2 separate regions of the Mus musculus genome follow, and region 1 is linked to region 2. Evidence: chromatin loops called from intact Hi-C (ENCODE). Cell type or tissue: left cerebral cortex. All regions are shown on one strand. Each heading gives the region's core, and the rest is flanking DNA. Links, peaks and the distances in the headings are about the cores only.

Region 1 (12,989 bases), core at 3,102-11,101, 66 kb after region 2:
AGACCTTTACTCAACAAGGTAGGGGTGAGAAATGACTTCCCCAAATAGTCCTCTGATCACAACATAAGCCTGACATGTCTCCCACCCAGTGACGATTTGTACACAGATGACAGGTAGATACACAGACATGTTGTGTAAAGACAGGACTTTGTCTTCCCTTCTGTATCAATGGGTTTTGCTTTCATCCCTGTCTTGGTTGGGGACACCATGGCTGCAATGAAACACCAGAACAAGAGGAAAGCAACTTAGGGAGGAAAGGCCTATGTGTCTTCACTTCCATACCATCTTACCTGCTCATTCCCCATGGCTCTCTCAGCAGAATTTCTTATAGAACCCAGGACCACCTGCTCAGGGATGATGGCCCTCCCCCATCAGTCGCTAATTAAAAAATGCCCTATAGGCCTTTCTAGAGCCTGATCTTACTGAGGTATTTTCTCAATTGAGGCTCCCACCTCTCCAGTGACTCTAGATTAGGTCAAGTTGACATAAAACTAGCCAGCACACTCCCAAATAATACCTTTTATGAAGTATTACTTCTTTGTCATCTTACTTGAGCTCAACTTTTGATTTCAAAGTTCTTAGGTTTTATACTTTAAGATATATAACAGTTGGAGAGAAAATGATTTGAGGGTTTACTTAAAAGCCTGTGTTTCAAATGTTGAAATCAAAGGTCTAGAAAGACTTAGAATGTAACAAAGAGAATTGGACAAAACGCACTTGAGTCTGAAGCAATTTTTCAAGCCCCACGTCACCCCTAAATCCAGATCAAAGGCAGATTTCTAGGCTAGAAAGGGACGGGATTAGAAGGAAAGTAAGGATTGTACACATTGGCATGTTGCTGTTCTGTAGACCGGGACTCAGAATGTGAGGACAGAAGCCACTAGGGTTGACAGAATTGATCAGGGGCAATCTCAGAGCATTAGAGCTTAAGGATTGTTTCCTGTGTAGACTCCAGGAAAAGAGGTCTCTGGTGGAGGGTTCCCAGGGAGGGATGGAGACAGATGTGAGTAGCCCAACCAGAGGGCAGAGGCAACTTTCTTGTTCATCTCACTGGTGGCTCTTGTAGGCATGACAAGCAGGGCAGCCCCAAAGGCCCTGCTGTACAAACGCTGAGGACATGTATTCAAATGTGAAAAGATTATAGGTAAGAAACTACCCAGGAGTTACATCAAGTATGGACTCCGGATAAAGGACAAAAAAGAAGCAGATGCCCCACCTTCTGCCATTTCTGGTACTTCTGAAACTTATGGGTCAGCAAGTTTTATTCGGCCCATGACGAACTGTATATGTGTGATTTTCCTTGCAGTTTTGTTACAGTGTGCATGCCTAGAACGCTGGATTGTCTGGGATGGTCTATTTGCTTGAGCCCTGTCTTCCAGGAGTCCTTATCTTGTCCTGTTATTGTGAACATCTTGACACATGCCATTTGTTTTTTTTATTGTTGTTGTTGTTGTTGTTTTGTTTTAACATAGCTAATCCAGAAAATTTAGGTGGTCAGTGAACATAAACTAGGAAGAAATTATGCAGTTATAAAAGGCTGTGGTGTTTGGATACATGAAAACAATATATAGATCTCAAAAGCGGTGATGTATGCATAAACACTGAAGGAAAAATGTATGGGGAAACATACAGAATGTGTAAATTACAGGGATAGAACACTGACTAAAGGCAACCGGGGGCCGAGACAGGAAAAAAAGGGAGATTATCATTTCTCCCTGGCTACAGCCAAGGCAGATTTATTTATGACATGGCAACCAGTGGTATTCTCAGAATCAAAGGTCTGCTTTGAGTACAAGGAGGACTTACCAACAAGTACAGAGAATGCAATCTTTGACCAAGTCAACATCCATGCACGTGAGAATCATCATCTCCTCTTGATAAATAATCAAAGTGAACCCTTCTTTTTCCACATTCCCCAAAGAATAAGGCTTTGAGAACCAGATCTATAAGTAAAAATCTTAACAGTGATTGAAAGCTCTGCAATCTATAAGATGAAGCAGACAGGCAGATAACATGCACCGAAAGTCTCCAGGTAAGAGGACTCCTGCCTTGAGGAAACTCCAGTATTCTTCAGTAAGTAGTAATTTGTTTGCTTGGGAAATTCTTAAATTAAAGAGGTACTCCATTAGTAAGATTTCATTTGAATGACCATTTCAATGACCCTGTGGAAAATGAGGTGAGAGATGGTGGCTTCCCTCAGGTCCCTGCAATGAAGCCAATGCACAGGGCTATGAATTAGTGTGTAGCACAGAGCTTGCCATCTGTAAGCTTGAACCATGGAATGAATGAATGAGTGAATGAATGAATGAATGAATGAGCAAGCAACACAGTGAGCTATAAAAAAAAACCCAGCAACAACAACAAAAACAATAAAAACTAAAACAAGCAAACAATAACCAAGTAGAGGCAAAATAGGATTCTGGAAAATCATCCAAATCACACAGGATCCTTCTGATTTCTTCCTCCTGGTCACCAAGGAAGCCTTCGAAAATGAGCTATTCCTTGAGTCTGCTAATTCAATGAAAGACGGGGGGGGGGGGGGGAGGCAGGCAGCCCACACTACCTGTCACAGCACAGTAGCAGTGGGTATGCTCAGGAAAGGGACTCACAAACTCTACTCCATGGTTGTCCTCGGGACCATGAACAACTTGGCATTGCTAAACCTCAGTTTCTTCAACATCTCAATTTCTGCACGTTCAGATTTGCCTTCCAACTCCTCTCCTTCCCCAAGTTTTCTCATTTTTTCCATTTGAGACTCCTGATTATGAAATCTCAAAAAAAAAATGCATGGATTTTTAAATAAATATTGTTATATTTTAACAGTAAATGTTCTTCCAGGAGTCGTCTTTACATAACGCTGTGCTTTGGCCTAAAGCCTCCCTTTTGGCTTGTTGAGTTCCTGGCAAGTCTATGAAACTTCTGTGACCTCATCTCTAGGAAGATTTCTCTCCTCCAACCCAAGCTGCCAACTTGAGAGAGAACTGTCTTTGTCTTGCACTCTTCCTGTGTCTGCACTTTAATAATTCAGCACATACTACCTTAGATTTATCTGCTGCTGTGTCTTTTTCTCTCCTAGTTTGGGAGCTGCCTATACAAAGGAGCCCCATTCTCTGACTATTGTATACTAACATCTTAGCAAGTCTTCATTTATTTGTGAAACAAACATTTACTGATCAGCTACTATATGCCAGACAACATTTTAGGCATTTGGATTCAGAAGAAAACAAGGCTAAACACTACATTTTAAGAAAGCACACACGAAAGGCCTTTGTTGAAATAAGATATAATATTAGTATTGATAATAATTAGCATTGATTATCTCCTCCACAGGACCAATACCTGGGCATTGGATGTCAGAATTTCTAAATAGGGTTAATTGAGGAGGGAAGATCCCCTCTGTGGGCAGCAACATTTCCTGGGCTGAGGCCCTAGACTGAGTACAAAGGAGAAAATGAGCTGAGTATCAGCTGCCCTCCATCCCCCACCATCGTGTGCCCCTCCCACACATGCCTCCAGTCCGCACTCTGATTTTAACCATCCATGCAATGTGACCAGTTACCCCTGCTAGCAGGTTTTCTCGTTTGTGATGGGCTGTACTCTTGAACTGTGAGCCAAAATAAACCGTTTCTTACATCATTTTTGTAGGACATTTTGTTGCAACAACAACTGATGCATGAGTGCTACCTTTCTCCTTTAGAGTTTGTCTAAATCTCAGATATATTTTTAATCAATGCTGAGAAGACCAAAGACTGGGAAATCTCTCTCCCCTTTATTCTTATGTCTGAAGCTCAAAATAGGCGACTGAAGCAAAGGATTTAGTGGAAGGAGCAGCCCCTCCCCCACCTGAGCTGTAGACCTCTAAGGAGAAGGCTGTTAATTGGCCCACTAATCGGTTCCTACAAAAAGGACTAACACAATAACGGACCAATAATGAGACGGCTCTTCTGAGGCTGGCTGCAGCTGGTTTATAAAGAATTAATCATCTGTGGGTCGGTGGGTACGGAGTATTAAGAATGAGGTTCTCTCCTAAATAAATTATTTTCCACTTACTCTGACAATCATAATTGGTGTATTTGAAAAAAATTATTTTAATACACTAAGTGGGACAAAGCTCAGGTTTTCGAGTCATTCTAATAATAGCCCTTGATTAAAATAGCAAGTTATCATGCTTCACATTATTTATTAAAGGTTTACAGCCAGCAATAATAACTCAGTAGACAGCATGGCACATTGAAAATGTCCTGGTAGTATGTTACAATTTAAGATTTGTTCTGGAAGGATTGTGCTTTCCAAATCTTTTATATATTTTCTTCTTGAAAACAACATTTTCTCTCTTGGCATTTTAATCAGTCTTTAGCTGGAATTCTCTCTTTGGGTTTACTGAAAATAATATCTTTTCATTTTCTTATTACTTGCTCTATCCCAGCTACAATTAGCGTTCTCTGCTTGTCACTTACTATTTCCGGCTTTTGCCAAGTTGTTCTGATGAATGGCAGCAGCATTTTTATTTAAGAAAGGCAGCAGGTACTATAGTGAAGTTTGAAACACAAAAATAAAGACTTGATTCCAAACTCACTCAATGCCTATAATAAGAATTAAAGAATTAAAATGAAAACCTCCCCAGACGGCAGATCTGGGAAGTAACCTGAGGGTTTCAAATGATCCATACCTTACATCCAGTGATTGATATCTGACACCAATATTTGTTACAGAAAACATGACTCCCCAGCATTTATGTTGGGGGTTAAGCTAACTCTCTAAATAAAAAGTATTGCTCAATGTAAAATAAAATAAAAATGTGAGTTAACAAAAAGACAGATACCTAGTCTTATTCCACTAACATACCGGCTTTGTTACCACCATCATAATGAACAATGCTTAAATCCATCAATTACACGAAATTACCCATATGTCCTGTTAACACTGTACATACATATGTAACTTAGTCCTCACAAAACTGTTACAATACTCTACGATAGAAGTTTAAAACAAGTGTAAGCAATTCACATCCATTCCTGTGTTCATGTGCTTTCTTTGGGGTTGAAGACCAAGGGCTACATTTCCTAGACTCCATCACCACAGGTTCTGCAATTCATATTTTCTCACCTACTGACATGCTGGATCTAGACTTTGGAGATAATTGGTACTCCGAGGCTATTTATTCTCCTTCTACAGTGGAAGATGGTACTTAGCGGAAGTTGGTTTTATGGCAGTCTCTGAATTGTTTTCTAGTCCTCTACTCAAAGCTCAGAGCTGGCTGGGCCAAATTCTCCTATGGTCCTTCACTCTTGTCTCAGATTCCCTGATGGTTTGGGCATAGTTGTAAATTTCCTTGACTTTCTTCTTCCTTTCTTCCTACTGTTTTATAAGCTGTAAGATATAATTAAATTCTTTCCATTTTTAATACCCAGGGTGGATCTGTTTCCTGATTAAGCCCTTACTGTGACAAAAATATATTGTTCCTAGAGTGTTCCCTACTACCAGTTCTTTGGTTCATCTGTCACCAGTAGGGTGTCCAGAAATTTAATTCAATACTGTTACTATGCTATCTGAAGTTACTGTCAGATCCCAACTGGTTAAATGTCTCCTTACCCTAAGGCTGTCCACACTTGAAAGGACAGTTCCTAGAGCCAGGCCACCTGTAGCTCTGACCACCTAGTTATATATCAGTGATCCCCACAAAGTTCCTTAGAGTAAGTTGTCAATTACTTGCTAGAACAGTTTCTAGAATTCTGGAAAGTACTTTACCTTGTTGTCCTGGTTTACCCCCAGGGGATGCCACTCAGTAATTAGTCATATAAGAGAGGAGCAGGGTGAAGCCGGGGTGAGCATGGGATTCACGTGGCCTCTTAGTGACTTCCTGTACTTGCCAAGCCAGAGCTTTCTGATATTCAGGTTTGCTTGAGACTCACTTGTACAGGCATAATGGAGCAAACTCTTGGCCACTGATGACTGAATTTACCCTTTGGTTGGGGGAGGAGGGTGTGGGATTAAAAGCTCAATGTCATACTCCTGCCTTTGTCTTTGATGACCAGTCTCTACCCTACAGCTAGATGGGGGTAGGAGGGGACCAGCACCAGTCACCTAAAGAGCATAAACAGATCCAGGGAGGGGACTTGTCAGTAGTAAGGTGATCCTATCACCTCTGCCTCTAGAGAAATTCCAAGGTGTTAGGCTTCATACCAAATGCTAGGGAAAATTGTGTGTGTGTGTGTGTGTGTGTGTGTGTGTGTGTGTGTGTGTGTGTGTGTGAACATATAAAAAGATATTTCTCATCATATCATAACTTCAATAGCAATATCCTAATGGATGATTGGAAGAAATTTTATAACAAGTCATTTGAGGACACCAAGATAGAAGGGGTAAAAGCTGGGGCTGATCCTCATTGGGTGTGTATCTTGGGGCAGAACACAAGTTCTATGATAAACTGTATCTCACTTTGGAACACTTTGTGCCAATCTGCATTTTATACATTTTTACCAACCTATGACTCATACCACTTACAGAACTTTACAATGGTCTATTTTTAAATGATAGTATGAAGATTTTTTAATGTCATTTATAATTTTGACTTGCAAGACTTGAAGAATATTCTGTTGCTAATATTTAGCATATTTTATATTAATGGTTTCTTAATATTGGACTTTTGGATGGGTTGCAATTTTTACTTTTCAGTAATGATAAAAGGACTGTCTCTGTGCTCAAATTTTGACTACATTTCCCTACTTTTCATTTTATATCAAAAAGAGATTCCTGAAAATTGAACTACAATATCTCACTTTAAGTTTCTGATATTAATATGCATCAAATGGACTAAAACTATACAAAATATTTTTATTTGAAGGAGGTTCCTTCTTTGAGCTATTCTATTTGAGCTAACTAACCAAGACTAAACAACAAGGGGACCCTGACTTCAAAAAATCTGACTTAATTGCCAAAATATCCCCATCTGGGAATGGAAGTCCCTGGCCACCTTCATCCTCCATGCTGGGATATTTGTCTGGTTGATTGTGTGCGGATCCCATGCATGGTGTCTGTCTTAGTTAGGGTTTTACTGATGTGAACAGACACTGTGACCAAGGCAAGTCTTATAAAAACAACATTTGGCGTGGCTTACAGGTTCAGAGGTTCAGTCCATTGTCATCAAGGTAGGAGCATCGCAGTATCCAGGCAGGCATGGTACAGGAAGAGCTGAGAATTCTACATCTTCATCTGAAGGCAGCTAGCAGAATACTAGCTACCAGGCAGCTAGGAGTAGGGTCTTAAAGCCCATACTCACAGTGACACACCTACTCCAACAAGGCCACACCTCCAAATAGTGCCACTCCCTGGGCCAAGCATATACCAAACCATCACAGTGTCACAGTCACTGTCAGCACATGCTCTTTTATGTCTGGAAAACAGTGCTACACTGTAGACATTCTCTACTTCCGGCTCTTACAACCTTTCTGTTTCCCTCCTCCTCCATGATCCCTGAACCTTGTATTATATAGATATCATGTTGAGGACTGAGAATCTCCCATTTTTTTTAAATTTTCTGAACCTTAATCAATTGTAGATATCTGTTAATCTATTACAATAAGAAGCTTCTGTGGTGAAGATCGAGAGGTGTACTAACGGACGGGCATAAAGATTTGTCTTTAGGAGGGCATCAGCACCATGCCCATGCCCCAGCCAAGAAGCTGCTTCTCATCTGAGTTTCCATGGGATGAATTAAAGTGCTCGTGTTGACACCAGGACTGTCATGCTGAATATGCTGACAACATCCAGCTTCCCCTGTGGTTTTCTACTTTCTGCCCTGTCAAAAAATCTTCCACCTTCTTGAGAAGTTGACTGAGTTATAGATTGATTATTGCTCTGTGTAGAATACAGTCATATGAGACTAGAGACAGAAGCATTGCTATTTACACAAGATTCTGTACACACATATATACAAATATAAATATATGTAGGACACACATACAGTCCATTTTATCATTTTGAAATGTCAAGGATGACCTATTTTGGGGATCTAAAGAGAAATTTGGACTTTGAAGGTACAGTGCATAAAAAACAGCAGAGTATAAATGGTCCTTGTGGGCAAAATCCCAAACTGGAGCCATTCACAATTCCCCATCAGGTTTCCTGAATTGATTTAGTTTTTAAAATACATATATCTGTCTTTGTCCTAATTAATAGCATTTATAAGACTATTACTTGATAGATAATTATGTACTTTTATGGTAAAATTAAATGCATAATCATGCAAATAAAAACATCTACTTTCAGAAGCATCATGTAAACCATCTTTTAATGAACATAAGATTAATTTGACTAATAAACAACCACATCTTCCCATTGGGAATGCCAGAAATAAATGCAGACTGACAAGATTATATATGTGTATATATAATATTATATATATATATATATATTAATGTGTGAAAAAAATCTCATGAAAATGGAACAGAGAAAGGATCTGAACTTGATATTTATGGAAACAAACAGAGTCTATGAGACTAAAGACAATCTGAGCTATCCAATAATAGTACTGGACTGTAATTTTGAACTCAAGTTCTTTCCCATGGAAGCAGAGGTAAAATATAGCATCAAGCAATTAATGAGTTTCCTACTGTTAGAATGAAGCAGGAGAAAGAGGCCAGAATGTAGTAATGAACTAGTATTGGAGATATAAATAATAATTCAGGTTTACCTTACTCTAAATAGAAAAGGTTATATATAGAAAAAGTGTATGTATGTAGATATATACATATGTATATGTAGACAGGTTAGTAGACAAGTATGCATTTCTTTGTTGCCTTAGGGCATCTGAAGGAAACTACCTATGAGTACTAGCAACAAATTTTAGTTTCTAATGGCATTATTTAATAAAAAGAACCTTTCCCATACATGAAGGAGAGAAAAGAGAATATTCAACACTAGCCTGCGGCATCTTGTGCTTCCAGGTATGTAAGAAAGTTCAGAGTGGTGTCTATATGCCAGGCAGGCATGCACGCCAACTGAGAAAGATCCCAGTGGCCAAAGGTGACATAATTTCAGCATCATAATGAAGGATTCTCACAATATTAACTAAAGTATAGAAATAGCCATGGGTCCACACTGACATAAACAAGTGATTGAATAATGCAGCATTTGCAAAGAGGTCAGAGTCCTCTTTACAAAGTGTGCTGCTACTCCACCAAAAGTGGAGAAAATGATGACAGGCTGCATCCTGTGGGCTCTGCGCAGTGAGCACCTTTCAAATCATGCAGTGGGCCAGGGGAGGAAGCAGCTTTAGTAGTGAGAAACTGACCATGGTAGCCTCAGGCAGGAGGTCAAAGTTCACATTGGTTGTCATAAAATATGTTCAACATGTGTGCCTGTGAATGATGGGATGAACCCCCATGATCTTTTTTTCCCAAACCCAAAATCCCATCTTATAATAAGACAAATACCTAATAAATTCCAGTACAAGGACATTCTATCCTACATCTGCCTAACTCCCATAAAATTGTCAAAGTCATTAAAACAAATGCAAGCTTAAGAGATTATCCCAGCCAGTGTAGAAAAGATGGCCCAGCAGTTAAGAGCACAGGATGCTCTTCAAGAGGTCCTGAGTTCAATTCCCAGCAAACACATAGTACATCTATGAACCTCACGACCATCTATAATGTGATCTTATGCCCTCTTCTGATTGCAGATAGAGCACTCATATACATAACATAAAAATAAATCTTAATGTAGTGAAGGGAAGATAGAACCTATAGAGATCACCTCCAGTAGATAGGCACACCGCCCAGTCTAGGGATGGGGTCACCTACCCATCTTAAAATTTTTTAACCCAGAAATGTTCCTGTCTAAAGAAAGAAAGGGACAAAAAAATGGAGCAGAGACTGGAGGAAGGATCATCCAGGGACTGCTCCACCTGGGGATCCATCCTGTCTGCAGATACCAAACTCTGACACTGTTGCCATTGCCAAAAGGTGCTTGCTGACAGGAACCTAGTGCAGCTGTTCTCTGGGAGGTTCTGCCAGCAACTGACCAATGCAGAGGCAGATGCTTGGAGCCAACCATCAGACTGAGCTCAGGGACCCGAGTGGGGGAGGTGGTAGAAGGATTGGAGGAGTAGAGAGGGGGATTGCAACCCCATTAGAAGAACAATGTCAGCTGGCCGGACTACCCAGTGCTCTTAGGGACTAGACCTCCAACCCAGGAGTGTATGTGGAAGGATCCATGGCTCTAGATGCATATGCAGCAGAGGATGGCCTTATCTGACATCAATGGGAGGGGAGGCCATTGGTCCTGTAAAGGCTTGATGCCCCAGGATAGGGGGATGCTGGAACAGTGGGGTGGGAGTGGGTGGATGGGTGGGGAGCAACCTCATAGAGGCAAAGGGGAGGGGGGAGGGGGTTTGTGGGAGGGAGGTTTATAGAGGGGTAATCAGGAAGGAGATATCATGTAAGATGTAAATGAATGGAATGATTACTAAAAAATAATCTTGAAGGAAGGAAGGAAGGAAGGAAGGAAGGAAGGAAGGAAGGACGGGAAGTTGTCACAGCGAAGAAGAGTCTAAGGTGACCTAACAGCCAAATGTAATACAGAATACTAGACAGGATCTTAAAACAGGGAAGGAACACTAAAAACAAACAAACAAACAAACAAAACAAAACAAAACAAAACAAAACCTATAGTGTTTAATAATAACATATCACACAGAGTTTATTGATTGTTATAAATGAACAATTTTAACAAGTCAGTTCTAAACTAATATGTCAATACCTAAAACTGTTCCAAAGTACAGAACCCATTGCTTTCCAAAATAAAATATATCACACTTCTTGGGGACAGTTTGTTTTCTGTCTCCAGGAGGCCCTTTGCAGATTGTTCCAATAGGAATGTTGTGGAGGGCAATATATATGGAGCTAATCAGGACCAAAATCCAACTCCTATTCTGCTTGCAGAACCTGTGGCCCAGATAACATGCTGTACTGTATAAGGGACCCCTTTTTGTTTGTGTTTCATGGGCACCCAATGCTTGAATGTACTGGGATGTGCTGGTGGGCTCCGTGGCATTCCTGACTGCTTCAGGAATGGGAGTATGAAAGTCAGAACACTATCCTTTCTGCTGCACAAGTTTTTAGCAATGAATATAAATGAAAACTTTTAGTATAATAAGTTCTGACGTCTTTGAGCCTCTGAATGTGAGTGTTTGGACTATGGAACCATCCAGGCATTAAGATGCAAAGAATGCAAGTGGTGAACACCTAGTATTGCTCACACTAATGCCAGTAGTTAAGATCAGTGCAATTCGCAGCATGTCTCAGACACCAGAATTCAACCTCATTTTTATCTCTGGGAACTTCAGAATTCTTAATAGAGCCCGGCTAATGGCAATTTTCTATTTTGTTTAAAGTATAACTGTGTTCCCGTTGTCATCATAAATTCTGGTGTCCTTGGACAGCCACAAGGCTCCTGGATATCTGCAGAGACTGTCTGTCCTCTTTAGCGACCTGAACATATGGCTGCTTCTCTCCAGAGGAGCTGATCATAGGACTGCAGGATGCTATAATCTATGATGACAGTCACCCATACATAGTGGCTTTTATACAGGTATTCCTGAGTCAAGACTCCTTCAGAGCTGAACTACAATGTAGAAACAAAATGGCTCTCTTTCCCAGTGCCCTGTGCTCCCTCAGCCACCTGCCTGAACCCTGCATGTCTTATTCTAGTTATAAAAGAACTTCTGATTCAGTTTCTCCGTGTTATTTACATAATAATTATAACCCACTATTTTATGCTCTGATGGTTTAAACAAACTTCAAACATCTTTACTGCTTTTTTTCTAGTCAAAAGATTAAGTGAAAAATAGGTTTAAATGTTTTTTTTTCATTAGGCAAATATATAACAATTAAGCTTGATTGAGTTGAAGAATCAGAGGAATAAGATGCAAGCCATATATCTCTCTTTATATAGGTATTCACCATGACAACATGCCGAGGAAGTTTTTAATGAGGAAGGAAGAAGGTGGCATTCATCAGAAGTTTGACCACCAAGGGAACCCTCCTCCAATGAGGTAGATACCCCTGTGCAGGGTTAGGCATTATTCTCCACGCAGTCCACACTTAATGGCCAATTAAGGCCGTTTGTTCGGCTTCACCAACCTCTTTTGTTGTTTATTGCTTCGGCTTTGAATGCCAGAAGCTTTTTTCAGAGAAGCCCAGCCTTTGCACACAGGAGCTTTTGCAGTTTAACCTCTAATTTAATATGACTGGCATACAGAAGATACTGGTTTGATGCTTGGGTGATAACTCAAAGGAAAAAGAGACTAGGCGCTCAGACAAAACAGAGCCCAGAGACCAATGAATAGCAAATACTGACCACTGAATTTTTTAAGCTACCAAGGCCCATTTATTTAACCAGGACTTTCTCTAGTTGCAAATAAACCACAGGTATTTTGTCTTTGAGGTGCAGAAAATAGAAGCCAGTGAAGGAAGGAAAGGATGTAGCTAAATCCAGATTACCAGGATTCTCTTCTGGACTGCTGTTATTTTAAAATACTGCTGCATTTCACTAAGGTCATTTTTATTCTTATGTCATAATTCTAACTCAAGCCTATGAAAATGGGACACTAAAATTGTCCTTTATAAAACCTTTACAACAGTGCACAATGAGCTGGATATCATTAACTCCCGAGGTCCTGTACAGGCTTGGAGGGTAGTTTCACCTATGCCTAGGATGCTAGGCATTGGTATAGTGGTGGTTATTGTTATATTATTTTTGGAACTTCTTCCATCAAGGTGCTGATGGAATTTTGAATGTCCATACCATCCCAGGTGCCAGAATGATCTTCTATTATGTGAAGGACACCAGGGATAAGATGCTGCACAAGATTAACAAGGTCCCTGCCTTAGGAAATTGCATCTCAATGGAGTATGGAAGAAAGCAAAGAGAAGACATCCTTTTGGAAGCGATTCACTGGAAGTGCCCTCTTATAAAGATGGATTCTCTCC
Region 2 (12,989 bases), core at 2,897-10,896:
TGCACGATACCACCCCTCCACACACAGTACCACCCCACCACGCACAGTACTACCCCACCACGCACGGTACCATCCCTCTACGCACAGTGCCACCTCTCCACGCATAGTACCACCCCTCCACGCATGGTACCACACCTCCACTCATAGTACCACCCCTCCACGCACACTACTACCCCACCACGCACGGTACCACCCCTCTACGCACAGTGCCACCTCTCCACGCATAGTACCACCCCTCCATGCATGGTACCACACCTCTACTCATAGTACCACCCCTCTACGCACAGTGCCACCTCTCCATGCATAGTACCACCCCTCCATGCATGGTACCACACCTCTACTCATAGTACCACCCCTCCACGCACAGTACTACCCCACCACGCACGGTACCACCCCTCCACACACGGTACCACTCTTCCACGCACAGTGCCACCCCACCACGCACGGTACCATCCCTCCACGCACAGTGCCACCTCTCCACGCATAGTACCACCCCTCCACGCACAGAACCACCCCTCCAAACACAGTACCACCCCACCACGCAGGTACCACCCCTCCACGCACGGTACCATCCCTCCACACACAGTTCCACCTCTCAGTTCACAGTACTATTCACTCACTCACGGTAAACTCCCTCCACCTACAGTACCTAGTTCCAGACGTTGTTAGCAGGACTTTTTATATTTCTTTATTTACTTATCAATTTCTTCATTTCTATTCATTTGTTTTGCAGTACCAGGGATAAAAACAGGGCCTTGCACATGCTAGGCACATCCTCCATCACCGAGCTATACCCTGTCCTGCTTTCTACGTGCACCAAGCTCCTGGGAACTAAGACTGTAGAAGTTCACATTATCTTAGGAGAAAAAAAAATGTACCTTTCTTATAATTACAGTAAGCAAGACAATGTGACACACTTCAAACTGTACACATGTCCCACAAGGTCTTGCACAGATATTTATTTTAGTGGAAATACGTATAGTGAGCTTACTTCACTTTGCAATTAACCACTTTTACTCAGAAAAGCAAATACTTCATTTTTCAAGTTTTAAATTCGTCAGCATTGCGGACCAGGACCCCCATTTTTCACGGATACCTGTGAGAAATGGAACATTGGGGCCAACTCGGGAGAATCAGGGTGTCTGGAGGCAGGACCCAGTAATCTGTATTTTACAGACCCCCCCGGGAAGTCTTGGGTTATTTAAAATGGAACGATGCTAGCTGCAAAGGATCTTAGCTGTCATCTAAGGACATACACAAGGAAAATAAGGCCTAGAAAGGTTAAGCGGCCAGCTTGAATTTGTCCTATGTACTTGAAGCAGGAATTGCACGAGACCTGGGTTCTCTTCGGCTCACCAGTCTATGACACATGTCACCTAGGAGCTGGTCCAGCTATACCCACGAGCAAAAAGACTTTGACTTTGGAGCCAATGCCTGATGGCATCTAATTTCAGTAAATGAATTATAATCCATGCATTTAATTTAGTCTCTAGACAGGATAATGCCACGGTGAGGTTTCTAAATTCAATTAATGAGAGCCAGTAGTCTCCCGATGAGAGCAGATACCCAGGGCTCAGGGCTCCATTGGGCAATTTGGATTCTTAGCACACCCAAGCTGCTGAAGAAAGTGAAGATGTGTGACTTACATGTCATATGCGAATTTGCTGATCCTGTTTTAAATTTCATGACATGCACAATATCACATTGCGTTTTAAGATCTTTTCCATTACAGCTCATGGTGGTTTACTAACACACTATGAAAATGATTGCTTAATTTCTATATGTGGTTTTCTTTTCAAGCATTCGCACACGCACACACACACAAACACATACACACACACACAAATGTTTCCATAACAAACACATTGTTTATTTGCTTGCTTTAACAGTGTTTTAATTTTGATACCCTCTCCCATCTCCTTCTAACCCAATGTCTTATCTTCTCTCTCTTCCCAATTTCACAATCCAGTGTATGTCCCACCAGGTTCTCTGCACTAAATTCCTCTTTGTAATTATCACCACACACATTTGCAACAGATGTTAAATCAGGATTTGAAACACAGAAGCACTTCTCCAGGGAGGTTTGTGGTCGCCATCCATTGGTCTAGTTGCATGGCTCTCTCACCTGTCATCCACATTAAGCCAGTGAAAGGATCCCAAGGCCTTAGCATCCCCTGGCAGGTGAGACTTGTAAGGGGCTGAGACTCACATGAGAGTCTCTTGCTCACATTGGTTGTCTGGGGATCTCAGCTTTGGAAAGGAACCAGATGTAGCCCAAGAGGCAACATAAGATGCCCCCAGGAGTTTGGGGATGGATGCTGATGAATGAGGTTTGAGCCTCACATGAAATATCTCACATGTAGAGCCTATATAGGTGCTCTGAGGGGGGGCTTATATCAACCACATAAAATGGGTTCTTATTGTTTTCCCCACTTTGGAGATGTCAGAACCTATATCCAGTGAATGATAAATAAGGCATGTGAGAAAGACGGCCCTCTCTATACCTCTTCTCAAAGGTCGGCTACCTGTCTTCAGCAAGTTGGGGAGAATGTGGTTAAAGTCACGTGTTAGATCAAATTGAAATTTCGCATTATGACATGGGATTGGAGGTGCTTGTTACTGACACAAGTCTCTGCTGGCAACTTAAATACCTCAGGTTCTTATCTACCAGTGGGCAAGGAGTAGCCTCAGGAAAAAATTCTCCCCAGAATATAAAGCATTTAATATTGCACAGTCCAGAGAGCTCAAGAGACAGAGATCTGCTTTAGGGATGCACAAACCCAGGGGTGGCGGAACACACAAGTAGTGTGAAGGCCTGGTGCTTTAGTGTCTGTCTCCGGGGCCAGATGGTTGTCTCCAACTGTACTGCTGCTCGCTGGCTTACTCTCTACCAACTGCCTTGCTCCACCACCTTAGTCTGTGGTCCCTCAAGCCTTCAGTTCACCATAGTTTACCTGGCTCTAAATACACTCAAGTCATCTCTTGCTTTAGCCTTTTTGTCTTTTGTTTCTGCTACTAAGTATTGTAACAGTATTTTCCAAATTCAGTTTCTCAAGAGGAACTTGAAATTTAGCCTCATTCACCCTTTGTGACCCAGTCTACATACAGTGGGTTGTTTGCCAGTCAGGATTGTTTGCCAGCCAGGGATCTTTGGAACCTCTGGGATGGTTTGTTTGTTTTTAATACTTTTAATACTTTTATTTTCTTCACAACCCAGTTGTTGCCCTCCCACAGTTCCTCATCCCATTCCTCCCCCCTGTCTCCAAGAAGATGTCCTCCACCCCACTCCCACCCAGGCCTCCCCATTCCCTGGGGCCTCAAGAGAGCAATGGGTGGGAGGGGGAAACAATGTACATGGCTATATTTCCTGAGTCCCATTCAAGGTCCGAGTCAAGAGTATACAATACACAAACACAGGCATAAGAGCAAGAAACCTCCAGATACGTACAGGAGGGTATGATGTTGATTTAAAATTTTTGAATCATTTTATATATACTTTTGTGAATCTTTACACAGTAGGGAAAAATGCCTCTTAGGAAATCCTCAAGTCTGAGCAGGAGGAGCACTGATTTACCCTTTTAATGGACCCATGAAGTTCTATAGAACCCTGGCAATTTCTTCAATCTGTCCTCTTAAGAATACTCCAATAAGCATCCTCGTTCACAACCCGTTAAGAGCTAGGTTTTTTTGTTTGTTTGTTTGCTTTTGTTTTTGTTTTTAACTTGTATGGATTAGACTTCTAAAATTCACCTTGCTGGGTCAGGAGGGCCTGTGTGTTTGAAGGTGCAGTAAATGATGTGATTTGCTTTCCAAAAAGTCTCCTAATGATTTGCATTTCCACTGGTAATGTGTAGAAGTTCGGTTTCCCTGCATCCCTGCCAAGTGCAACTGTTAGTGTTGTTACTGCTGCCAAACACTGTAGGGTGAAATGACAGGCTGTTGTTTTATTGTACATTTCTATGACTTCCCTTGAACCTGAACAAACTTCTCATGTCTGTGGCCAAGAAGGTTTGATCCTTTACAGATTGCCTGGTCCTAGTCTGGGTCCATGTTTCTGTTACTTATTGCCAAATTATCACTCAAAGAGAGAGCAAAGACTCATCATTTGCATGTAAATGGTTTCCCCCAATATGTTGCCTGTCCATTGATTTTGTTTATAATGTCTTTCCCCATTTGAAGTTTTTTTTTTCTTTTTCAATAGCTATTTTTTATAAATTATCTTTCCATCTTTATGATGGTCATTTTATATTCATAGTTTATCAAGATTGATTTATAAATTTCTGTGAAGTTCTTACTTGGTCATTTTCTTTTAATTCAAGTACATTTCTATAAATACCACCTTCCAAAGGTATAGCTAATCTGTTGTGCAAATAGCATTTAGTTAATCTATCATGTTTTCATTTCTTTCAAATTCTTATTATTCTGGGATATTTTTATAATTTTTTCTATTATGGGTCATTGCCATTTTGATTGATTATAATGAATTTTTATGGTACTCTTATATCTGGTTAGACAAGTCCTCTTTTGCTTTTGTTTGACATCACAAACCTTCAGATAATTTTATCTGAAAGTGCTTTGTTTTCCTTGGAAGTATATTATATTAATTTGGGGAAATGTGACGTTTTATGAAACTATTAGAATATGCTACAAGCTTATGCCCAAAATCCAATGATGGGGAAGTCTATAGAGAACTGGAAAAAGAACAAATAACAATAACAGCAAAAGCCACGAGAAGTCGTAGGGAGAAGGAAGGCTGTTTGGAATTGCTGTATATAAATAGCAGGTGACTAGAGGTAGGAAGAAGGGGGTAGAGAAAAGAAAAATCAAGAAACGAAAACAACTAAGCTCACTGAATCTTGCATTTGTGACTTGCATTTCTTTGGAACAATGATTGCTTGATTCTGTTGTTTAAAGCATATACAGTTAGCTAGGCACTTGGGCAGATGTTCAAGGGGCTCAGATCAGAGAATTACAAATAATTCTGGTGTTTAAATAATAGACTCGGAAAACTCTTCATTTACAAATCCTGGGCCAGAAGGTTACAATGCTGTTTTGCCCTAAGGTCTAAACCTTGTTCTAGACAGTTAGCTGGCACGCAGCCTCTCAACCATGGGACTGGTGACCATTATACCAGGGAAGTATCTATTATGGGCTGTTGTCCTCTGTGCTATTAAAGCTTAGCAGTGCCCCTGCCCTCTCAATGTCAGATGCCTACCCACTCCTCTTGAGATGAGAAAAACAACAACAACAACAACAACAACAACAACAACAACAACAAAACAATCACAGTGACTAGTGGCTCCTGAGAATCATTTACCCCAGGTAACTGGGCCAGAGAAATGTTAGCAAGTGAAAGTGATTAACTATAGTTATGTTGACATGCTACAATACTTACTGTCAGTCTAATTGTTGATATTTCCAAAGGAGCTATGAGAGTTATAACACAGAAAAGCAACAAGCAGAAACATTATTAGAGTAGTTATGTCAGAGTTTCATTATTAAATTATTTAATTATTAAATTAAGAGATGGGGAGCTAAAAATACGTGAAAGGAAAGGTAAGGGACAAATATTGCACTGTTGGCAAGATGGAGCAGTTGGTAAAGGCACCTATCACCAGAGTCTGTCACCAGAGTTCAGCAAAAGCCATGAGACTCACAAAGAAAGAATAAGCCAGCTCCTGCAAGTTGTCCTCTAACCTCAACATGTGTACTGTGGTATGTACACACAGGTACACAGGCAAGCACACACATACACACACACCACCATACCACATCACATCACATCAAACAATCAATCTCAAACAAAATTAGGAGTTAAAAGAAAGAACATATCCGAGACTAGGATGACATAGGAAGGGGGATCCGTGGTTATAGCTGAAGAAGCAAAGCAGGTAAATGGGAAAGTCAGCAGTGGAGCTCTACCAGACAGAAGGAAGATTTAAGACACAAGAATACATATAAAAATATTGAGATACAGGAGGCAAGAAATAGGGGCATGGCATCTGGAAAATGGGAGTCACAGATGCAAATTAAACCCAGAATGCAGAGAGATACACACTTAAAGTTCAAATATTTCAACTTAAAGCAATAGGGGACAAAAAGTAACTTTGAATGCACAATTGTGTATCTAATCAAATTGCTCTTATAATATGATGGGATAAGTAAAATATATTCAGGCATACAAGGTTTCAAAAAGACTGTTATGCAAAGACTGACATTGGCATGTTTGGAACATGTTTGGACATCCAAAGCATCAGCAGTGACACAGCTTGCTAATGATCTTCTATTTAAAAGCAGTCTTAAAAACACCTAGTAGCAAGTGAAAGAGAGTCCCTAATTTCAACTTTGTATTCTAGGATTTACCCCATCATGTGTTTACAGTGACAATACTGTAAATATTAATACTGACTCCAAGTATCTGTAGATTTTGTAGATATCGTATTCATCTTGTAGATACTATGTGGCTATTGTGGGAGGCAGTTCTTGGGCTTGAACCCAGAGAGCGTCATGCACACTAGGCAAGCGTTATATCCTCAATACTGTGCATTTTTCATTTGGAGATGATGTCTCACCAAGTTGCACAAGATGGCCTTGAGATCACTTTGTAGGCCAGGCTGGCCTTGAATTTGTGATCCATCTTCTTCATCCTCCAGAGTACGTGGGATGACAGGCTTCTATCATCAGGCCCAGCTAAAAAAAATTGATGCTAACAGGTTTTGCATATTTATCTTATATCCAGGCACCTTACAAATTGTTACATTTAATGTAATAGTTGTTTTAGATAGTAAAATGTTAACCAAAAAATGGTAGGTTTTTTTCTTGATTTCTAGTATATGTGATGTTTGCCCTATACCTCTCCCCCCTTTCAATCCTTGGAACACTGTGACAGTATTTTACATCCGTACCTCCAGATCTTCATCCTTCTTTATCTATCACCTTGCTCTCCGCCAGAGAACACTGACCACATGATGACAACTGTAAGTCTCCTGGCTCTAGGTTCCAATTGTCTGTCCAATGGGGAGTCCAAGGAAAGGTCAAAGGGAAGGTAGAAAGGGAAATGTTGATGTTTAAGCCTTGATTTTCACTGCAGCGTTACTTGGATCTAACAGTATCATGGATAGAAGTTTCCCCTACAGTGAGACACTCCACCAGCTTCCTCCCACTTGGCTCGCTCGGTCACTTTCTCCTCTAGCCATGGACCCAGGAGTAAGAGCTGTTGATAATCCAAAGCATTAGACTTCCTTATATTTCGTGTTTCTTATATTTCTTTTATTCCCATTGCTTTCAAGAAAGTTGGCTGCAACTACAGTTTGGAATTACCCAGTTTCAAGCAGTTAAGATGATTGTTTCTAGTATTAGATTGTGGTAAATGCTTTGAATTACATTAAAATTATTTTAATTCATGTTTTAAACCTCTAATTCATCTTTGCTGTTGCTGTAAGGTTTCAAATGCCTTTATCTCATTAATACGTGCAATATTGTGTCTTGTTTACCACTGAAGTTGGTAGATTTTATGAGGACTGCCACTCTTGTATCCAGAGAGTATTAATCATAGTTAATGGGTTTTGTTGGTGGTGGTGGTCTGCTTTTCTGGCACTGGAGACGAAGCCCAGGGCCTCGCTCATGATGAGCAACTGTTTTACCTCTGAGCTGCATATCCAGTCCACTTAACATTATGCAGTAGTTGCCTCTGAATTTTTACTACTCACAGTTCTAGCTTCTATTTGCAAATGTTTTATTTTGAGCTCTAGTATTTTCAAGTCTGAGTAGGGTGGGCTGCAACTTTCTGCTGTGGTTCTTTTTCAGCCGTTTGATTTCAGCCTCATGCCATCTTTAAATAAACAAGAGGCTTTCACGCTTCCACATGGCTCACAATCGTTAAGTCTTGTTAGAGTTCTTTGTTTTGAAAGTGAGATGTAGTTCAGCTATGAAACCATCTTTTCAATGGTAGGTATTTCATCATCTTCCAAGCCTTTTCTTCCAGATTTTTATTTGTTACCAGAGACATTTATTGTAATTATGATCATGGGTAAAGCTTTTTTTCACGTTGCCTGGTATATTATTTGGAACACTGTGCTGTCTGATTATCTGACTCTTGGGCACGAGGTGATGCTTGTGACCCTTCTCTTCTGTGTCTCCGGTAAAGCCCACACATATTACATCTCTCCTCCCAGTTGCTCACTGAGTTCATCTCAGACATCATCACTGTTTGTTTTTTATTGACTTTTTTATTTTCTTATTTCATTATTTATTATTCATCTGTCTTTATTAATTCCCCCCTTTCTGAAAATTACTTAGTTTAATTTTTCTTTATCTAGTCTCCTATGTTAAGTTCTATATTTCTTTATAGTTTGGGTTTATTCTTCAATAACAAATATATTTAATGCCACAAAATTTCATCTGAGTGTCTATTGGGTGTGGCTCCAATGTTCCCCTTTGCTTTGTATCCTAGACATTAAATACTTTCCTCTTGATTTCTTCTGATGTATAAGAATTCTATTGTCTCTTTTGTGTTTTAGGCAACTTGATGAGAGAATGTTGCTAGCAAATTCTTTTTTTCTTGTTAGAATCTGTTGATGTTCCTTTGTGGCAAAATACACAGCCAAGTTTTGAGATTTTTTGTTGATTAACAAAAAGCAGTTTTTCATTAGGAGGTAAAGACCTATTAAATATCTCATATATCATGTTGATTAGTTACATTATTCAATCCATTACTTTTTATTTCTCTATTATAGCTAATTCTAAAAGAGTTTATTGAGGGCACCCAGCATAATTACCCTTTAATCAAATTCTTCCTGCTTTCCTGAATTTGTAAACATATATTTAGCAACTACCATACTGCATGCTTTTTTTCTTCTAACACCAAATGTTACACAAAGAAAGTTCAGCAGTGTCCTAGCTTCATTTTTCTTGAGGTGATAAAAATATCCAGACAAGAATGCACCTTAGGGGAGAGGGGATAAGTTTTAGCTCACGATTCCAGGTATGTAGTCCATCATGCGGGAAAGTCACAGTGCAAGAACTGGAGGCAGCTGGTTATGTCACGCGTGCGCACGTGTAACTCCCCCCCTCCCCCGACACACACACACAGTAAGAACAGTTATTTATTGCCTCTCTTCTGGGGTGGATTGTAGGTTGTGTCAAGTTGACAATTAAAAGTACTCATTACAAATGGCTTTTCTTTCCCTTTTATATTTCTATGTGGTTGCTCTACCTCGTGTCCTCTTCTTCCGTGTAATTTCGGATTGCTGCCTGGATACACGCTTCCGGATTTCTCATCAATCCTGCCTGAAACTGGATGGGTTCAAATGGACTTAATATGATGGGCTGAATCTTTTTAATCAACACAGAAAAAATCATGTTTAATCTGCCTAATTATTGGATTAAAAAAACCCTTTTCTTATGCTATCTCTCTCTATATTTTTCATATGTGATATTTCTTGACTTGGCCATCCAGTTTCTGGTTTTATCTTCCTGATGTAAATACATTAAAATGTTATTTTATCGGTTAGATACATGGCTGAATGGTTAAGTGTGCTTGCCTCACTTTTCAGCAGGCCTGAGTGCACTTCCTCACACCCGCAATGGGTACACCACAACTGCCTGTAATCCAGCCCCATGGGATCTGATGATCTCTTCTGGAAGAAGCAGATGTCTGCACATAAGTGGTGTAGACACACTCAAAAAAATAAATTTTTTTAAAAATTAACCTTTCAGCTTCTCAGTTTTATTCTATACAAACTGCTACTGATTCAGGTTTTCATTATAATGGGTGATATTATACTTCCATTCAATTGTTACTTGGAAAACCATGGGTCATATCTACACTTGGTCTTTTTATCCTCCCTTCCAAGAAGTAATTGGTGTTTGGCCGTGCAATTCGCTTGTTTGGAATGATCTTCCTTTGCTCGGTGTATTAGTCAGGGTTCTCTAGAGTCACAGAACTTACAGATAGTCTCTAGATAGTAAAGGAATTTATTGATGACTTACAGTCGGCAGCCAATTCCCAACAATTGTTCAGTCGCAGCTGTGAATGGAAGTCCAAGGATCTAGCAGTTACTCAGTCTCACGCAGCAAGCAGGCGAAGGAGCAAGAGCAAGAGCTAGACTCCCTTCTTCCAATGTCCTTATATTGTCTCCAGCAGAAGGTGGAGCCCAGATTAAAGGTGTGTTCCACCACACCTTTAATCCCAGATGAAAGGCGTAGCCCAGATTAAAGGTGTGTTCCTTAAACTCGGAGATTCAATCTTCTGGAATTCATAGCCACTGTGGCTCAAGATCTTCAAACCAAGATCCAGATAAGGATCTCCAAGCCTCCAGATAAGGGTCACTGGTGAGCCTTCCAATTCCGGATTGTAATTCATTCCAAATATTGTCAAGTTGACAACCAGGAATAGCCACTACAATCCACCCCTTGTCAACTTGACACAAATAATATCTCATGTTCACATGAAACAATAACAAGGTTGTAAATACGCCTAACATGATATAACTATTCCTCGTACAATCGCAAACGCATTTGTAAATTTACAATGGGCATTCATATTACTTTATAATCCTCGTTTCTGCAACTGGTTACGTGGCCTTAATTGGTATTTATAACTACCTTCCTCTACTACCCATTCTGTATTTCCTTCTCCTTCAGCCAGCACCTCAGCAGGTCTTGGCTCTTTTCCTGGAGGATTGACCCATACCTTCATTCCTGATGGGTCTGCGTCCTTTGTCATCCTGCTTGGATTAGGCTGTTGTAGTTTCCCATTGACTTTAATCACAGGACATGGTAGTACTAAGAGACGCCCTAAGGGATCTCCTACACTCCAGACATAATCTTGCTTACCACCATTGTGAAGAGGTAATCCAATTTCCCCATGGTAATCTGGATCTATCACCCCTCCTAACACTGTTATTCCTTTTTTAGCCTGTTGGTTTAAGGGCATTAGAAGCACAAAATGACCAGGGGGAAGTCTGAGCTTCCAGTTCAATGGAATGTTTGTTGTAGCTCCTGGTAGGAGCATTCCCCTCTCTGGAGCCAAAACTTCTAGGCCAGCAGAACCTAGAGTTATGGGGACAGGAAGCAAAAATTTTCCTAGAGGGTCACTAGGAGTGATAGTAAGTGGAACTATTCCGTTTTCCACCCCTTGATTCCTGGACCCATGAATCCTGGCTATAGGTGAAACTGTACCATATATTGAGCGCTGATTCAAAGCATATACTGCCTTCTGAAGAACTCTACCCCAGCCTTCCAAGCTGTTACCACCTAATTGGCGTTGTAACTGCGTCTTCAAAAGGCCATTCCATCTTTCTATCAGACCAGCTGCTTCAGGATGATGGGAACGTGGTAAGACCAGTGAATTCCATGATCGTGGGCCCACTGTCGTACTTCTCTGGCTGTGAAATGAGTTCCTTGGTCAGAAGCAATACTGTGTGGAATACCATGACGATAGATAAGGCATTCTGTCAGTCCGTGAATGGTGGTTTTAGCAGAGGCATTACGTGCAGGAAAGGCAAATCCATAACCAGAATAAGTATCTACTCCAGTAAGAACAAAACGCTGTCCTTTCCATGAAGGAAGTGGTCCAATGTAGTCAACCTGCCACCAGGTTGCTGGCTGGTCACCCCGAGGAATGGTGCCATATCTGGGACTCAGTGTTGGTTTCTGCTGTTGGCAGATCTGGCAATCAGCAGCAGCAGTAGCCAGGTCAGCTTTGGTGAGTGGAAGCCCGTGTTGCTGAGCCCAAGCATAACCTCCATCTCGACCACCATGACCACTTTGTTCATGTGCCCATTGAGCAATGACAGGGATGGCTGGGGAGAGAGGCTGACTGTCCACAGAACGGGTCATCTTATCCACTTGATTATTGAACTCCTCCTCGGCTGAAGTCACCTTTTGGTGAGCATTTACATGGGACACAAATATCTTCACATCCTTTGCCCATTTGGAGAGATCTATCCACATACTTCTTCCCCAGATGTCTTTCTCACCAATTTTCCAATTGTGATCTTTCCAAGTCCCTGACCATCCAGCCAATCCATTGGCTACAGCCCATGAGTCAGTGAATAATCGTACATCTGGCCACTTCTTCTTACAAACAAACTGTAATACCATGTGTACTGCCCGAAGTTCTGCCCACTGTGAAGATTTCCCTTCACCTGTGTCTTTCAAGGTTGTCCCAGAAAGGGGTTGTAATGCTGCAGCTGTCCACTTCTGGGTGGTACCTGCATAACGTGCAGAGCCATCAGTAAACCAGGCTCTAGTCTTCTCCTCTTCGGTCAGTTGATCATAGGGAACACCCCATGAGGCTATAGGTGCATGCTTGGCAGCAGATGGCATTGTAACAGGAGTAGAAACCATAGGCATTTGAGCAACTTCTTCATGTAACTTGCTTGTGCCTTCAGGACCTGCTCTGGCCCGATCACGTATATACCACTTCCATTTGATAATAGACTGCTGCTGTGCACGTCCCACTTTATGACTTGCAGGGTCTGATAGTACCCAGCTCATGATGGGTAGTTCAGGTCGCATAGTGACTTGGTGTCCTATTGTCAGACGTTCAGTTTCCACTAAGGCCCAATAGCAGGCCAAGAGCTGTTTTTCAAAGGGAGAATAGTTGTCTGCAGATGATGGTAGAGCTTTGCTCCAAAATCCCAAAGGCCTTTTCTGTGATTCACCTACAGGGGCCTGCCAGAGGCTCCAAACAGCATCTCTATCAGCCACAGACACCTCAAGTACCATCGGATCTGCTGGGTCATATGGTCCAAGTGGTAGAGCAGCCTGCACAGCAGCCTGGACCTGTTGAAGGGCCTTCTCCTGTTCCAGGCCCCACACAAAGCTAGCAGCTTTCCGAGTCACTTGGTAAATAGGCCTAAGTAACACACCCAAGTGAGGGATGTGTTGTCTCCAGAATCCAAATAGACCCACTAAACGTTGTGCTTCTTTCTTGGTTGTAGGAGGGGCCAGGTGCAATAACTTATCTTTCACCTTAGAAGGAA

The links. Peaks named below come from ENCODE experiments on the same cell type or tissue, not always from the same donor. Only the 100,000 strongest peaks of a DNase experiment are listed, where the experiment ranks them.
Region 1: a loop joins it to region 2, with 1.9 times the contacts of the local background. A loop is called at or near these places in 2 of 42 quality-filtered maps.

The regions. Positions count from the first base shown.
Region 1 is chr9:94,759,212-94,772,200 of GRCm38, reverse strand. All of the region lies in intron 4 of Slc9a9 (solute carrier family 9 (sodium/hydrogen exchanger), member 9), which reads right to left. Among named protein-coding and RNA genes, the nearest start is that of Mir7656, 14 kb to the right of the region's middle. In left cerebral cortex, for the core only: no CTCF peak of the experiment used is centred there; DNase peaks (open chromatin) are centred at 3,855 and 6,434.
Region 2 is chr9:94,825,007-94,837,995 of GRCm38, reverse strand. All of the region lies in intron 5 of Slc9a9 (solute carrier family 9 (sodium/hydrogen exchanger), member 9), which reads right to left. Among named protein-coding and RNA genes, the nearest start is that of Mir7656, 80 kb to the right of the region's middle. In left cerebral cortex, for the core only: no CTCF peak of the experiment used is centred there; a DNase peak (open chromatin) is centred at 7,784.